2 separate regions of the Homo sapiens genome follow, and region 1 is linked to region 2. Evidence: chromatin contacts called from ENCODE Hi-C or POLR2A ChIA-PET data. All regions are on one chromosome and are shown on one strand. The core of a region is the stretch at or near the end of the contact, and the rest is flanking DNA. Distances in the headings are between cores, read along the strand shown. Region 1 overlaps LOC105373893 (a long non-coding RNA gene). Region 2 overlaps LOC105373893 (a long non-coding RNA gene).

Region 1 (4,812 bases), core at 388-2,887, 54 kb after region 2:
TGGAAAAAGAAATACATAGTTAGTTGGCTGACCCTGGTTGCTATCTTGGGCAAATCATTTACCTCTCTGAACTTGGCTCTTTTCTGTAAAATGAAAACAGAAACGGAGGTCATAGATATGGCATAGAAGTTTGGTGAGGCCCAGTTGTGTTAACATTTGTGAAAGAATTTGTAAACATTAAAGTTTAAAGTTTATTTGTTATGCATATATAAACATTATTATTCTTATATGTGATTAAAACTGTAGCCAAGCACTCTAAAAGTTTTCCTCCTACCCAAGAGATATCAAAATGGAATGCTGTGTTTTATTACAACTGGCTAAAACAACTAAAGAACTTTGAATGTGAGTGACTCCCTTACATCAGTCCTTACTGAAAACTTTCTTTACCTACACACAATAGGACGTGTTGGAACACTCATGGACACTGCACAGCTCTATTGGCTCGTTCCACACTGTGCAGAGAGCAAGTTTGACATAACCACTATCAACTCATTTGTGAATACAGGTTGAATATCCCAAATGTAAAAATGAAAAACTAAAATGCTCAAAAATCCAAAATGTTTTGAGCACTAACATCATGCTCAAGGGATATGCTCATTGGAACATTTAGGATTTTAGATTTTTGGATTTAGGTTGCTCAATCAGCAAGTCTAATGCAAATATTCCAAAATCTAAAAGGATCCAAAATCTGAAACACTTCTGATTGCAAGCATTTTGGATATAGAATAGTCAACCTTAAAATTCCCAACTTTTACCTTTAACCTAGTTCAGTACATTTCTTCATTGGAATATATTCTCTTGCCTGGCAACCAAATAAACTTGTACATTCTTTTTTTAAAAATGTATTTATTGGCCAGGCTCAGTGGCTCATGCCTATAATCCCAGCACTTTGGGAGGCTGAGGTGGGCAGATCACTTGAGGTCAGGAGTTTGAGACCAGCCTGGCCAGCATGGTGAAAACCCGTCTCTACTAAAGAAACACAAAAAATTAGCTGGGCATGGTGATGCGTGCCTATAATCCCAGCTACTCGGGAGGCTGAGGCAGGAGAATTGCTTGAACTCAGGAGGCGGAGCTTGCGTGAGCTGAGATCGCGCCACTGCATTCCAGCCTGGGCAACAGAGCGAGACTCTGTCACAGACACACACACACAGACACACACACACACAGACACACACACAAAGTATTTATTATTGCTGGGAGCGGTGGCTCACGCCTGTAATCCCAGCACTTTGGGAGGCCGAGGTGGGTGGATCATGAGGTCAGGAGATTGAGACCATCCTGGCTAACACGGTGAAACCCCATCTCTACTAAAAATACAAAAAAAATAGCCAGGTGTGGTGGCGTGCGCCTGTAGTCCCAGCTACTCGGGAGGCTGAGGCAGGAGAATGGTGGGAACCCGGGAGGCAGAGCTTGTGGTGAGCCGAGATTGAGCCACTGCACTCCAGCCTGGGTGACAGAGCGAGACTCTGTCTCAAAAAAAAAAAAAAAAGTATTTATTATTATTATTTAAGTCCAGTGAACTTTATTATTTGACAGCATTATCTGCTGTCCCAACCTCACCTCTTCCTGTATTAGTCATGAGTTTTCTTCTTGCTCCATCTAATTAAGTGTTGGGAACACATCTACCAACCTCAAGTCCCACCTCCTCCATGATTCTTCTCTGATTCATGTCCAGAGATTTCTCCCTTTGCTGAATTTCTTTCATGGTAAAGAACATTTGCCGTCTTTTGGCCTCCCTTCTTGCATTCCTCCCTCCTGATAGCACCTCAGTGCCTTTGGGGGAATTACTCAGTGGGTGGAGTTGCAGAGAAATGATAAACCCAGAGGCTCTGCCCTCCTACGTGAGAGGCTGAGAAATCCATACAGTTCTTTTCCATTAGATCCTTCCTATTATTGCCCCAGTATGGTCAAAGGGACCAGCCCACTGGACTCTTTCTACTGAGACTTTGAATCTTGAGTAGAATCTTGGAAGACACGAAGAACTGTTAATTCATTTTGAGGCTTCATGCCTCTTCAGCCTTCTTTTCTATCCCATGATACTCCATGTGCTTACACTAAGTTTCTTTTCTACTTCAGTCACTGTTTCATGCAACAAACATAACCCTAAATGATGCATTATTTATTTCATTTAATTAAACCTGCCATCTAATGCTACACATTAAAATTTAAGCATTTCCTGAGTACTTGTCTTGTCAGCTAGATTCTTTAACTAGATTATTGTATTAGCCTATTATCCTATGAGTCAACTAGATTCTTTGCTCCATGAGGTCAGAAACCATATCTTATTTTTCTCTGGATGCCTCTCCCTGTCAGTGTCCTAGGATGCATTTTATTACAAATAGCTAAAACACTTAAGAACTATAAACCTGAGTGACTCCCTGACACCACTCCTTACTGAACCTAACTGAAAATTTTCTTTACCTACAAACAATAGGATATGTTGGAACACCTACATACAGTGCACGGATCTATCAGCTTATTCCACACTGTCCAAAGAGCTAAGACTCTATGAACTTTTGTTGATTAGTAGATAATAGACAGCTGGAGCTTCTTAATACCAGACTTACGCACCTAACCTTTTGGGGAAATGTGCTCCAAAGGTCTGTGGCAAGGACTCTGGATCCACTGTTGCATGTTTGAGCGCCTCTGGACAAGTCTTTAGAACTTTTCCTTTAATTTGCCTTTGCTTCCTTCAAGGGGAAAATGAGATGAATAAATGACCTCCATCAGCTAACCACACAGGAGTGGTTTGATGCATAATCCAATGTGCCAAACACGGCTGTGCTTTGAGCTTCTTAGAAGTATCTACTATATAAATACTATATGGGTATAACCAGAAAGATTTAGTTTTGAAAATAAAATGTACCCTTCCTGCTCCTCATAACCCTTTGTTAAGGCATGTGCCTATTAATCTTCCCCAGGGATATGTATATTTCAATAGGAAGAGTGAAGCTGGAGTTTGGCACATCCCTATTTCTTCTCTCCCTCTTCCTTTCTGTTTTGCACACTGCATCTGCCATCACAACGCACTGACACATTACATGGTTAGGTCTGTTTATCTACTCAAGATATCTTTATTGGACACCTACTCTGTGAGGTGCTGGAACAGGCTCTGAGAACATGACGTATAAAAATACTGTGCTTGGGCTGGGCGCGGTGGCTCACACCTGTAATCTCAGCACTTTGGGAGGCCAAGGAGGGTGGGTCATCTGAGGTCAGGAGTTTGAGACCAGCCAGGCCAACATGGTGAAACCCTGTCTTTACTAAAAATACAAAAACTTAGCTGGGAGTGGTGATGTATGCCTGTAATTCCAATTACTCAGGAGGCTGAGGCGGGAGAATTGCTTGAACCTGGGAGGCAGAGTTTGCAGTGAGCCGAGACCACACCACTGCCCTCTAGCCTGGGCGAAAGAGTGAGAGAGACTGTCTCAAAAAACAAAAAACAAAAACAAATAAAAAAAACTGTCCTTTGTCACTAGGTAAGACAGAGATGCATGCATCCCTTCATTCATTTGTTCAACAAATATTTATGGAGTTGACTATGTGCCAGACACTCTTCTGGGTTCCAGGATATGGTAGTGAATAATGCAAACTCCCCTTTGAATTCTCTAGGACACATGCTACAATAGAGGCACATGCAAGTTTCAGTGAGAATGATCTCCCAAGGGAGGCCTCCTGGGACTGAGTCTCAAGGGCATACATGGCAGGAATTAATAGAACGGAAGAGGACACAGATGAACTTGTGTGGAGTTCCATATCATTATAGAAGAGCACAGAAATGTGAAGATGGAACAGATCAAGGACCAGGAGCCAGTGGCAGAAGGGATTCCTTATTTTATGAATATAAAACCAGTCCCTGATAACATGAAAAAAAAAATTTAACTGTTTGAAGCTTCCTCCTCCAAATTCGACCCACCGATGATGGGTCTGAAAAATTTTACCTGCTTGGTTTGCAAGAGGCATTTGATGTTTATTATTCAATCTTTCTATGGAGCAACCATTGCAGGATTGGAACTTCTTTGCATTAAAAGCAGCAGTTGCATAGCATGGTATTCCTGAATTTCTCTCATAGGTAGAGGATGTTTTTATTATTTTAAGATGCAAGCCAAGTATTATCAGAAGGCATAGGCACTTGGGAGTTACCAAAATTTCAGATGATTCACAAGCTGGCAGTGACAGACGGTGACATCTTGATTTAACACTCCCCTGGTGAAGAGGGAAACAGCAATTTTTAAAACTGCATCCATGACTGTGTTTGGGTCACTTTTGAACCATTTGTATGTAATTCAGGATTTACTGGATTTTTTTGAACATTCAAATGTAATTCCAGGCTTAACAAGTTGCTCTGCAAACTATCAAATATTTATATTGTTTTTTTCCAAATGTATTTATTATTTACTGTACAGTCTATGAAATATTTACACTGATTTTTAAAGAAAAGATATACATTATTTACATTGCCTTGAAATTTCTCCTGATGCAGGTAAAATGACACAGCACAGAAGGCTGAAAGACTCCCAGGGATGCCTCTCAGGTTTGTCAGTAAACGCACGGAGGCTCTGTCCCTCAGGAAAACACCTGACAGTGGAGTTATGTAATTAAAACAAGGTGGGGATCACCCAGGTTTCCTTGGAGTCCCTACTTCCTCATAGTTCTTGGGTCTCCAATGGCAAGAGGGAAAGTTGGAACGGTTCCTACCAGCTTCTCTCTTTATTCTCCCAGGTTTCCAGGTGCCTTTCCTTACAGGATGGGCAGCACCTTGATTTTCTCTCTGGGACCCAGAATATCCCCAGCTGCAGAAGGAATGATTCT
Region 2 (4,585 bases), core at 871-3,370:
TTACTACCTATAGACCCAAACTGACTCCAAATATGCAAAGTAATCTTCAGATTTACACAAGAAATTCTTTAGGTAGCATTATGCATCAAGAAGATGGTTCTCCAACCTCTCCCCAGTATATAAATAGGGCCTTGCTTTTCAAACTTTGGCATGCAAACAAATCCTCTGAAGGTCTTGTCAAAATGTAGATTCTTTTTCAGAAGGTGTGGGGTAGGGCCAGACTTTCTCATTCCTAAGAAGCTGCTTACTACTTTGAGTAGCAAAATATTGGGTATGTGTCACCAGTCCTCTTCAGGAAGATGTCAGGTCAGAACATATAAGAACATTCTCATAAATCTTTGACTTGTTAGGTGGTGAAGATGTATTTTTAAGGGCTGATCTCGATTAGATTAACTTAATATAACTTGAGGTGCACAGAGCTGTTATTTTCTTAATCAATTAATGAGCGTTGAACCAATGAATGTTGACACACTTCCCAAGTGATCAATGCATGATGTTACAAAGTCATGCATAAGTGAAAGATCCAAATGTAAATTTATTGGTATAGTTTTGGATTATTCATTGTAACTAGATATTAAGAAACCACCACTTGCAGAGTTTTGATGTTGCATCACAGACTGTGCATGCAGTCTGCAGTGTTGCATCCACAATTAATTGAAAAGGCTAGTAAAGTACTTTTCCCTTTTCACACAAAACATCTGGATGAGGCTGGATTTTCTTCATATATGTTAATGAAATTGATACATCACAACTGATCGCATGCAGAAGCAGATATAAGAATCCAGCAGATACTATTAAGGTAGACAATAAAGAGGTTTGAAAAAAATGTACAACAATGCCACTCTTCTTAATAAATGATTTATTTATTTTTGGAATTTTTGGAAATTTTACACTCTCACTGCCCACAGTATTCTTTTTGTACAGTATGTGTAAAAATCTAGTGTAAAATTATTTTTGGAATTATTTATTTAGTTTTGGAAAGTATAGTTATTTTTCATAAAAAGATGTCCTATAAACATAATGGACTTATCTTTCTTTAAATGAGCTTGTTTATATTTATACATAAAAGTTTTTACAGTTTTAAATTCAAATATGGTAAATATTGACATATATAATCTACATAAACAAATACTCTATGGGATCCTCAATAATTTTAAGAGTATAAATTGATCCTGAGACTAAAACTTTTGAGAGCTACTACTTAAGAGCAATTCATGTCTTCAGTTTCTATCCCAATTCTGCCATACAAATATCTGAAGTTGCTTGAGCATTAACTAAATTCCAGGTGCTTAATTGTTGCTAACCCTGGGAGGGAGGTATAATTATTACTCTCATTTACAGTCAAGGAAATTGAGGTTTACGGAGGTTTAAAAACTTGCCCAACATCTCATAGCTAGGAAGTAGTAACGATTTGAACTTAGGTGCCTGACTCCAGAAGTCCCACTCTTAACAACCTTACAACCCAGCTCAGCTGAAAAGAAAGATTTAAAAAGGAAAAGAATAGAAGGTTTTTTTTTTTAAACTATACTACACTCTTCTTAGATAGCAGTGATGTCATAGGTTTATTAAAAAAAATACTTTTGTTGTTGTTTTGGTTATACTCCTATAACTGCTCCTGTAAGGAGGACCACTTTAGTTCATCTCTGTGAGCTGAATGACTTCTCCACTCCTGGCTGCAGCCTGGGAGACAAAGTCCCAGACGTGCCTTTGTCCTTAGACCACAGGGACAGATTGGCTTTTTTCCCTGATTGCCCAGCAGCTTTTCTCTCTGGCCCTTTTTTTCAGCACAGTTTCTGTGTCTCTTCCAAATGTGTATTTCCCACTTCTCCAGTGGATGCTTGGCTCTCAGCCCGCAGCTGAGCCTGAATAAGCACGTGGGGCACAGGGACCCCATCAAGTACACACGTGGCAACAAAGCCACCCACTGGGCTCCTGATAGGGTGAATCGCACAGCTCAGGGACTTTCTCAGGAGATGTTCTCTTCTGGTCCTTCCAGAGCCATAGTCATGCCCATGTGGGCTCAGGAAACAGGAGCCCTCTGGGTCATGTGATAATTGGTGATCACCTTGTCATCACTAGCTCATGATGTAAAGATGAAGTCTAGAGATGCCTTGACTGGAGGGTTTCAGTTTGTGTAATAGCAAGTGGCATTTCAAGGCACACCATTTGGAAAATTCTCCCATGATATAAACACTGTAAATATTTATTTAAGCTCCCCCAACCTCCCACTGCCATTTCAGAAGCAAATTATTCAAGAGGCTAGATTTTTACACATAGTGTACATAAAGAATACTGTGGGCAGTGAGAGTGTAAACATCCCAGCCATGCAATCTAACTCTTAGTAGAAATTACTTTCCTTGGGACCTAGATGGCATTTCAGATTAGAAATGGTGATTTATGGTGCTTAACCAATTTGCCCAAAGGCATACAGTTAGTAAATGACTTTGGAATCAGATAGAACTTGGATTAAATTCCATTCTTGTTAGTTATCTGTGCAGTTTCTGCATGTTGCTTAATGTTGCTGAGTCTTGATTTCTTTCTTTCTTTTTGTTTCTGAGACAGAGTCTCACTGTGTTGCCAGGCTGGAGTGCAGTGGAATGATCTCGGCTCACTGCAACCTCCACCTCCTGGTTCAAGCAATTCTTCCACCTCAGCCTCCCGAGTAGCTGGGACTACAGGCATATGCCACCATGCCCAGCTAATTTTTGTATTTTTAGTAGAGATGGGGTTTCACCACGTTGGCCAGGATGGTCTCGATCTCTTGACCTCGTGATCCACCAGCCTCGGCCCCCTAAAGGGCTAGGATTACAGGCATGAGCCACCACGCCAAGCGTTGATTTCTTTATCTATAAAATAGAGATCGAAATGCTGTGATGATTAAATAAAATAAGGAATATCAAGTTCTGAGCACAGTCTGGTGCATAACATGTGCTCGATAAATTTTCCATGATGATCATTGTCCTGTTATCTATTTTATTATTTTACAACTCTTATCTGTTCTCATGATGATTCCTCCACCTACTGGGACCATGAACAGTAAGCTGTCTGTGTTCAGTCAATACCTAGCTCAATGCTTAGTATTTGGGGTCCTTAATAACTATTTGAATGAATGAACAAAAGAATGAACAAATGATAAGATTATGACAAGAGATTTTTATTGATAAGTGAATTTCTAAATGGAAATGCTGGGAAATCTTGTTGAAATTATCTGAGGCTCAGAAATGACTGGTAGTGTGAACAGCGAGGAACTAGGTGAAAGAATGTCTTTGGGTGGGAAGAAATCCAGAACGCAGAGCCTCTGGCTCACTCATGTGGGCATCCATGTACAAGTGTTTCTGTCTCTGACTGATGACAAACCTTTCCTGGAGGGCTATTAAAATGCTTCTATTCTTAGGTAACTTTTGAACTAGGTATTTTGCAGGGAAATGGGAAGTTTCTTTGACCTTTGAAAATCTGCCCCTAATTCAGTTTCTCTGGTTAGGAAATGATTCCTCTGGATTAACTAGTATTTAGGGTAGTATAACTACAGTTAAAAAACAAAGACCCAAATGTGCATTTCTTGCTCTTTAACCACATTGGGAGGGAAAATATGTATTAATACATGGGATGGCTATCTTCCATTAAATAATTCAGGGAATTCAGGTTAAGAGAGGTTTGCCAGATCACCTGGGGATTATCTCCCAGTCAGCTGAATGGGGAAAGGAACATGAGCTGCATGGAAGGTTTCTTAACAGCAGCACTTATCACTCTTGTCTATATTTTATTGGCCAGAACTCAGTCACATGACCACACCAGACTGCAAGGGGATCTGGGAAATGTCATGTCCGGTTGGCACTTTCTAGTAACAATGTGCAATATATGAAGAGGAACATAAATATTTTGTGAACCATGAACTGTCTTTGCCATACTTTCAAGGAGACCTCTGGGAAGGATGATTTACTGTAAATTAGTTTGTCCCTGCCAGAGAAAGGAGATCTTTAACAGGAAGGTTTTATCCTAGAAAAGGTTGGGGTAAAAGGTTCAGGGACATCAAAGCTGAGCAGTGCAGTCCAGCTGCGGGAAAGAGAGCTGGGACAAGCCTATGTCCTACGGTCCTGGACTCCTCAATGTGAGAAGTAGTGCTTCAGGACAGGACAGGAGAAATACAAGATAGAGACATAAAGTCATCTAATTCACACTTTGCCAAGGATAAGAAATGGCTGCCCTCCAAGGAGCAAAATGGTGCTTGTGGGCGGCCTTTGCAATAAAGTACTTACAAGCCATTTGGGGGCTCTGCTCAGGTGTCTCAAGCTGTGGGGAAAGAATAAGGACATGTTTCCCCCATACTACTTTTACCCCTTCAAGAAGAAGAGGCAGGCTCATTATGTCTCTAGGTGGATTTTATAGTTCTGGATTTGAGCCTAAAAGTTGCATGTGGTTTTCAAATACTTATTTTATCACACTCCATGATTACCTCCATTATGTGTGGCTAACATTGAGTCTTTTCAGATTTAGTAGGGATATAAAAGGTTTAAATAAGACCAATATCAGATGTGTCTGGGATTCCATTTCTTGCATGCGCACTGTAAATAAACGCTAATGAAAA

What was found. A loop is a pair of places that touch in the nucleus more often than their neighbours do. ChIA-PET counts read pairs that join two places held with the same protein, here RNA polymerase II (POLR2A). Pooled maps may share reads with other maps.
Region 1: a map of mammary epithelial cell shows a loop between it and region 2 (6-fold over the local background). The contact joins two enhancer-like sites. A Hi-C loop is called at or near these places in 6 of 168 maps with a recorded cell type or tissue (Calu3, IMR-90, PC-3 and 3 more) and 2 of 50 pooled maps. POLR2A ChIA-PET finds 5 or more read pairs at or near these places in 5 of 52 experiments (A549, AG04450, MCF 10A and 2 more).

The regions. Positions count from the first base shown.
Region 1 is chr2:220,277,819-220,282,630 of GRCh38, forward strand. All of the region lies in intron 2 of LOC105373893 (a long non-coding RNA gene), which reads left to right. Among named protein-coding and RNA genes, the nearest start is that of MIR4268, 370 kb to the left of the region's middle. Within about 2 kb of position 1,638, at least 4 of the 41 ENCODE cell types and tissues checked have a DNase peak (open chromatin) inside an H3K27ac peak, as active enhancers do; they include PC-3 and mammary epithelial cell, where a contact is called at or near this core.
Region 2 is chr2:220,222,956-220,227,540 of GRCh38, forward strand. The region is part of intron 2 of LOC105373893 (a long non-coding RNA gene); the gene reads left to right. Among named protein-coding and RNA genes, the nearest start is that of MIR4268, 320 kb to the left of the region's middle. Within about 2 kb of position 2,121, at least 3 of the 41 ENCODE cell types and tissues checked have a DNase peak (open chromatin) inside an H3K27ac peak, as active enhancers do; they include PC-3 and mammary epithelial cell, where a contact is called at or near this core.